Regions from separate parts of the Homo sapiens genome. Here region 2 is linked to region 1. The links are chromatin contacts, found by Hi-C or POLR2A ChIA-PET in ENCODE. All regions are on one chromosome and are shown on one strand. The core of a region is the stretch at or near the end of the contact, and the rest is flanking DNA. Distances in the headings are between cores, read along the strand shown.

Evidence for each region. Hi-C counts contacts between places; a loop is a spot of excess contacts on that map. ChIA-PET counts read pairs that join two places held with the same protein, here RNA polymerase II (POLR2A). Pooled maps may share reads with other maps.
Region 2: POLR2A ChIA-PET joins it to region 1 with 11 read pairs in PC-9. The contact joins two enhancer-like sites. A Hi-C loop is called at or near these places in 2 of 168 maps with a recorded cell type or tissue (dorsolateral prefrontal cortex and heart right ventricle) and 3 of 50 pooled maps. POLR2A ChIA-PET finds 5 or more read pairs at or near these places in 3 of 52 experiments (Caco-2, MCF 10A and PC-9).

What each region holds. Positions count from the first base shown.
Region 1 is chr6:138,182,081-138,185,585 of GRCh38, reverse strand. All of the region lies in intron 2 of ARFGEF3 (ARFGEF family member 3), which reads right to left. Among named protein-coding and RNA genes, the nearest start is that of ARFGEF3, 22 kb to the right of the region's middle. RefSeq lists enhancers at 1,335-1,834, 1,835-2,336. Within about 2 kb of position 1,655, at least 3 of the 41 ENCODE cell types and tissues checked have a DNase peak (open chromatin) inside an H3K27ac peak, as active enhancers do.
Region 2 is chr6:138,225,457-138,228,961 of GRCh38, reverse strand. All of the region lies in intron 4 of ARFGEF3 (ARFGEF family member 3), which reads right to left. Among named protein-coding and RNA genes, the nearest start is that of PBOV1, 8.7 kb to the right of the region's middle. Within about 2 kb of position 1,626, at least 5 of the 41 ENCODE cell types and tissues checked have a DNase peak (open chromatin) inside an H3K27ac peak, as active enhancers do.

The DNA.
Region 1 (3,505 bases), core at 406-2,905:
ATTTATCTTACAAAATAACAGGACAACAAAATGGTCAAAAGACAGCCAGACATGAAGAAAAGAATCCTACCAGCAGCTCTTCAGATTGGTTATGGCAGCTGCACATGCCGGGGCTATCCTCCCTTCTCTGGATCCCTACGGGTCATGATCATTCCTTTAGGGAGGGTGCATCAGTTAGGGTGCGTTCAGCTGCAAGTAACAAAGTCCAATTCCCTCCGTGTCCTAAACAAGGAGGCAGATTAGCTCCAGGTTCAGGTGATTCAGTGCCCCCTTAACACAGCCAGGAGGCCCTTTCTATCTTTCTTCAGATCCACCATGTGTCAGCTTCATTCCCTGGCTGGCTCCTTTCACAGCTGCAAACAGCTATAGCTGCTCCAAGCATCATTTGAAGGTGAAACGTTTTGGAGGAAGAAAGAACTTCACTTTCACAAGACTGAGAGGGTACCCCTCTCATATTCTGATGCAGGGCAAGCCCGTGGCCAGCCTCCTTGGAAGCACAGGGCTGATAATAAGAGCAGATCCTATACCTAGTCAGGTTCATTGAGGATAAGGAGCAGTTGGATGTTGGGTAGGCAAGCAATGGTTTCTCCATTGGAAAATAATGGAAGGCCTAGAGAATTTACAAATGCAAATAATTACCCCCTAAACTAAGAATACCCTTGTGTATTTTCTGGTTAAAAACAAAACCAAAGCATCATCTTCAGGTAAGTATGTGTTGCAGTACTACTGGAAATGTGATGTCCTCCGTCCCACCCATAGCTCCATCAACAGCCACCCTCATCCATGGACTGCCATGAGAGAGGCCAGCTCAAAGAAATTTCTTTAAGTCTGTAAGTAAAAATGGAAACAGAACACACTGATAGAGCAACATTAGATTCCAATTCTCTTATTTCAGACACCAGAATTTATTTTAAAGAACACTTAAGACTGCCATAGTCAAGTTTACCAAATCTTGCCTGCTCAGGCAGATTTGTTTATAATTCCCAAGGACAAGCTGGGCCCTTTTATATTCACAGGACGAGGAAATAATGCTACTTAAATCCATAGTCTCATCTGCCCTTTCTTCCCGGTACCCTTGTTTTCCTATCTAACATCACACTTTGAAACCCAGCACAGGAGCGGGGAAACCTTAATCACACTGCAAACTGCCAGAAAACTGCAAGCCTGTTTACTAGTGACATTTCATTCACTTGTTGTGAATGTTAATTCATTTGTTGTACATTCTGCAAACTGCTGTCTTATGAAGATTACATCTTATGTAATCTTCATAAGAACCCAGTAAGGACTACATTGTTTGGGGGAATATTAATTCCACAGCTATGAGGATGGTAGAAGTATAATAAAAGTAGTTATTTTTCATTAAAATTATATCATTTATATTAACATCAAATGGGTTTGCTATTATTTTTAATGAATAATTTTAAAAATTTTGTTTTAGTTTCTAATATGGTAAATAGATACAATCCAAATTTTAAATAGAAGCTATGTGGGATAATTTTTAAAAATGTACAGGGTCTTGAGACCAAAGAGTTTGAGAAGTGCTGCCTCAGTCCACATCAGTAACGCACAGAGGGTTCTGAGAGCGAGCCCTGTGGGTGGAAGCTGCCCTTCTGCCCCAATATGGGGGAGATACAAAGGGGCAATGCCCTCCTCTGGACAGACCCAGCGTGGACACATGCTGAGCACTCACAGGGGAGGTTGAGGCCACTTCTGTGGCCTGCAATGGGATCTCTTCAGACCTGTCACACTGGGGAAACAGAGGCACCTCCCTACCTTCCCGTTTCCATCTCCATTTACGGAAACTGACAGGCAAAATGACCAGCTCGAGGTCCCAAAAGGCATATGTAGGAGAACCAGGACTTGCATCTGTATTATGATGATCTATTTGCTTTCCCTTCAGCAAATGACAAGCTCTTTGAGAGAAGAGAGCTTGTGTCCTGTTCCTCATTGCATTTCCGGCATGCACCATGCTGTGTGTTTGGCTCTGACTCCAAACCCAGGCCACCTGCTCCCCCTTCCCAACTGCCTGATCCACATGAGCCCAGTCCCCACCCTGTCTTCCCACTCTGCATCACTCTCTCCAGACCCCTCCGATACAGACGTTAACATGTAGAACTGAACACAGCGAGGCAATCATCTCAAGCAAACATTCATAAAAACATCCTCTGTACTGAATGCCTGGGCATGCACACCTTTAACAATTGTTTTCTTTCTTAATCAAATCCTCCTGTTGACTTTAAATTACATCTTTATTTTTACTACCTCTGAAATGCATGAATGCTACCCTCCCCATTTTCAGCAAAGGTCGTGTTGCTGGCCTTGTCTTCCACATACAGCTTTATTTCAGAGTTGGGGGTAAATCCAGCAGCCCTCCCACCTGCTCAGTCCTGGGTGTCCTCTGTGTTCAGCCCTCTCCCTCTGCCCTTCCCAGTCACGGGATCTCTCCTTCTCCCAACCCCCAAGCACAGCTGGACCCAGTTTCCTGGCTTCTGTCCTACCAACAGCCTCTGAAATAAGCTTACAAAACCCCTTTTGTTTTTGAAGGTTTTTCTCCCAGCTGGTAAATACAGAAAAACAAAATAGGATTTATAAAATAAAGCACACCATGGGGCAGTTATAGTTTCAGGAAAAAAAACCCATTATTTTACATAGAACAATTCTCTCTGGAGTTCATTAAACTGAAAATTAGCATAGGTCTGCTCTCACTTAAAATATTCTAGAAGGATTCCTTTAGGCCTAAAAATGAGCCCTATCCTAAATCTTCTCTCAGTAATTCTTCAGTTTTGCTCACCTTAACCCTCATTAAAAAACCATATCAATTGTTACCTAGCCTCTTCCCTTGGTCAAGTTAGCAGAAGGTGGAGAGGTAAGAGTTAGTTATTTAATTACATAATTACTCAGGTTTCCCCAGTGGGTATTCACATCAATTCCAGACTAGAGTCTCTTTTATCTTAAAGTTTCCTTCTTCCTTAGAGAGAGGTAAAGTCAATTTAAGTCATTTCCTGGCAAAGCTAGGTATACGTGCTAATCTTAATAGCTCTAATAATTCATGACACTCCCCTCAGTCTGAATATAGGACAACTGTCTTTTAAAAGCACTGGCTCCTTGGAAATTGCATTTGAAGCTGTTTTGATACAAGGTGGTCTAATCCATAATCCTTTATTGGTAAGTTGCACTTGTGAGTGGGCAATGGCGAAATATAGCAGGTTTTCTAGGAGGTTTTTTCAACAATGGTGCTTCATCAAGTGATTTACTGCACAAAATTTAATTGTATATATCTCAGCTCTTCCCATAAATTGCAAATAATAATAAAAAATCTTCTGTATTAAGTCAAATAATTGGAGAGCTAATACCCCATAGTGAGTTAGGAAGGTGATTTTTGGAGTCCAGCAGCCCTGGCTCTGCCCTGGACTGGCTCAAGGAGCTTGGCCAGCTACATAGCCCCTCCAACCTCAGTGTGTCCACTGTCTCACACAGGAGTGCTGTCAAGATTAAGTGGGACCAG
Region 2 (3,505 bases), core at 377-2,876, 43 kb before region 1:
CAATTTGTAGGTAAGAGGCTACTCTCTCCCTCTTCACTTAGCTCTGACTTTTCTTGCTGCAGAAAACAGACACAAAGGTGCTGGTGTCTGCTCCTTGATCTCAAACCCCACAGCCATGCCCTGCCTGCAGCTTAGCCTGCCAGGGGCAGTCTTCTGAGCATTTTTCTCATCTGTTCAATTCATGAAGGAGCATGGAAGCCTAGCAAATTTACTTAATACAGGAAACTGCAATTGTCAGATGTGACAAGAAATCTCTCCCCATCTCTCAGTCTTAGCTGTCAGCTAGGCCGGCCCTAGGAACAGTCGCTCCTTCAGAGAAAGCAAGTATGTATGCAATTAAAGGGGGGTAAAAAAGATTTTTTTTTGCCATATTTAGTCACAAGGGTGGGTATTAATTGCAGGTGTGCTCCTCAGTCTTTTGATTCTTAAAGGGACTTAATCCAAGAATCAACACCAAATAAAAATCAGCTCAGTTGGCTGGGCACAGTGGCTCACACCTGTAATCCCAGCACTTTGCAAAGCTGAGGTGGGCGGATCACTTGAGATTAGGAGTTCGAGACCAGCCTGGGCAACATGGCAAAACCCCATCTCTACTAAAAATACAAAAAAAAAAAAAAATTATCCAGGTGTGGTGGTGGTTGCCTGTAATCCCAGCTATCCGGGAGGCTGAGGCAGGAGAATCACTTGAACCCGGGAGGCGGAGGTTGCAGTGAACCGAGATCACACTGTTTCACTCCAGCCTGGGTGACAGAGTGAGACTCCATCTCAAAAAAAAAAAAAAAAAAAAAATTGTCTCAGTGCCATGGCGATTGAGAAAAAGGGATTGGGTAGCAACTGCCTCTTGGCCTCATGGGAAATAGCTTTCTTTTGTTTCATGACAATCTTTGGGAACTGGGATTTGGTAGGTAGGGAGGGATGAAAGCTGAGGACAGTGGGGTCACCAGGACCTACCCTGGGCTTGGAGGGAGGCTATGTCTTCCAGGCCCCTGTAAGTACACAGTGGTGGTCCCATGGCTGAAAAGCCCTGTCCTTGGCTCCTCCTCTATTTGTTTTGCCACGTGGCTTGATTGGCTTCTTTCCAGTCTTAGATGTCGCCCCCTCAGACAGACATTCCCAGATCCCCCTCTCTAAAGTACTCAGTATCACATCTCCTTGTTTCATTTACTTCAGAGCAGACATCAGTCTCATAAATGACTTGTTTGCTTATTTGCAATCTTCTCATTAGACTATACCATCCGTGGAGCCTGTGAAAGGCCCTCAGGACATTGTCACATGATGCTTTCTTACTCTGAGGTTTTTTATTTTTAGTGCCATGTTTCATGGCGGGGGGCGGGGAGTCTGAGTTGGTGGTGGCCAGCAGAGGCCACTTGGTCCCTCTGGGCTCTTGATTTTTTAAGTATTGACAATAAAGACTGGCACCACTTTACGATATGAAAATAATGATGGCAAATATTTGTCCTCACTGGTTAATTATTAACATTGCTTATAGGACTGACGATCAACTTTCTGCCTTCCGTGGCTCTGTGAGTTCATATAAGGTACACAAAGGTAGGTTTAGGAAGAAGTGTTTGAAACTTGACCCAGTTTTCTGTGAGCAAGAGCTGCTTTTCGGAGCAGCGGTTGGAAGCAGGAGCAGTTCCCATGGTGAGGTCTTCGTAAGGGTGTTGAGTTAGCAGTATTGGTAATCAAGATTCTCAGGGGAATGCAGGAAGCTTGACTCCCTGTGTTTCAGGGAAGCCCAGCATATGTAGAGGGAGACCTCCCTGCAACAACAGTCCACAGAAGCTGAGGATACCTGCACCCAGGCCCCCAGCCAATGCTGACCATGTTCACAAGATGTTGGAAGGAAGGCTTTCCACACCTAATGTCTGGCCACCAATAGTCAAAGACTCACTGAGCTATATGGAAAAAAAAAAAACAAAATCAACCCTGAAAACAGCAGGAAATAATGAAAGGAAAGTAAAGCACATTAACGGAGCCAGTTCCTTAAGCTCATGCAGTTTGTTGCATGAAAAGCACAGCAGATTTTAATTACAGGGCTGATGGTGTCCATGCCCTCCTGGGACTCACAAGATGTATTAAGGGCAGAGCATCTAGCCAGGATGATGCAGCAGATAAAAATGACTTATTGAAATTGTTGATGCTCCCAATGCTTAGCATGTATTAATTCGCCGGATTAAAACACAGACTAGGGGTAGAAAATTTAGGGCAATAACAAATTGAAATCATCTGACTTCCATTGCATAATGAGAGGGCAACAAGTTTAGATTAACATTCTGAGCACGCTGGCCCCATGGAAAACAGAAGCAGCTAAATATTGAGGGCAATTTTATTAAAAATATATCCTTCACAGGGTCATTAAAGCATATTGACTAAATTACCATGGAACAGCAGGAACTTGAGTGATGGGCAGCGTCCTGCAATCTACACCAGCTTGCAGAAACTGCCTCCATAAATGAGCCACAAGGAAAATAGGGAAAACAGGGGCAAAGCTTTCCATGAAAAGGGAAAAATCATTACAATGGCTAATAAAAGTCCCAGATAATTGAATAGCTACTATATGCAAGAAGCAATCCCTCAATTTAAAATGTGTACAGAAACCCTGGGTTTAGGGAAAAAAAATTAGAATTAGACTTGAAAGGAGAAAGCAAAGCTGATTTATTGCAAGATTTTGGCACAAGTGACAACAATCCAGAAAATGTGGTCACGTTAATATGAGAGAGGGATGGATGTGGACAGATAATGATGATGAGCACAGAATCGCAGATGTGCTCTTTTAAGAACATCCTGAATTAATCCTCTCCCAAGGACATGTCCTGGTCATGATCGGGGGTTTCTCTGTCAGGCACACCCTGTCCAGCGACCATGATCAGGGCAGAGCAGAGGCTGTGATGTCAGGGCCACAAATGAGACATGATCATGCATGTGATTTGGTGTTTAATTGGTGTGTGACTTTGTCTATGTCCTCTAGCCCTTTACCTTTAAAATTCCCATCCCACCTCCCAAGGATAGTTACAGGAACAAATAAATTAAATGAATGTTTAAAGAAATAGTGCAGATGAGACAGACCTTTAAGCCTGTCTTCTCACAGAAGCTACACAAGTCTCATTTGATGTAGTTCATGGTAGCTATTCCAACATAGATGATTAGGCTTATTTCAAGTAAAAAAAAATATTAGAAATATCAGATAATCCACATTGAAAAGCATAGAACCTTTGGTTTTTCACTCCATGTCTTATCAATGCCACAAGTTCTCATTTTTCTGATCCAGCTCCACTTTCTTCCTTCTGTCCTCCCTTTTAGGCTACGATTCAATTCCAGTCATTATTCACTAAGGTTCTAATTGTGGGATTACAAACATAAAGGAAGCACAGTCTTTGACATCAAAAAAACTCGCACCGTCTATTGGAGAAATGAATGCCTGCAACTGTTCTTCAAGGCTGACTGTGATAAGTGCTTTTGCAATTGTGAGGTATATAATAATTTAGAAGGCTAGAAGACACAA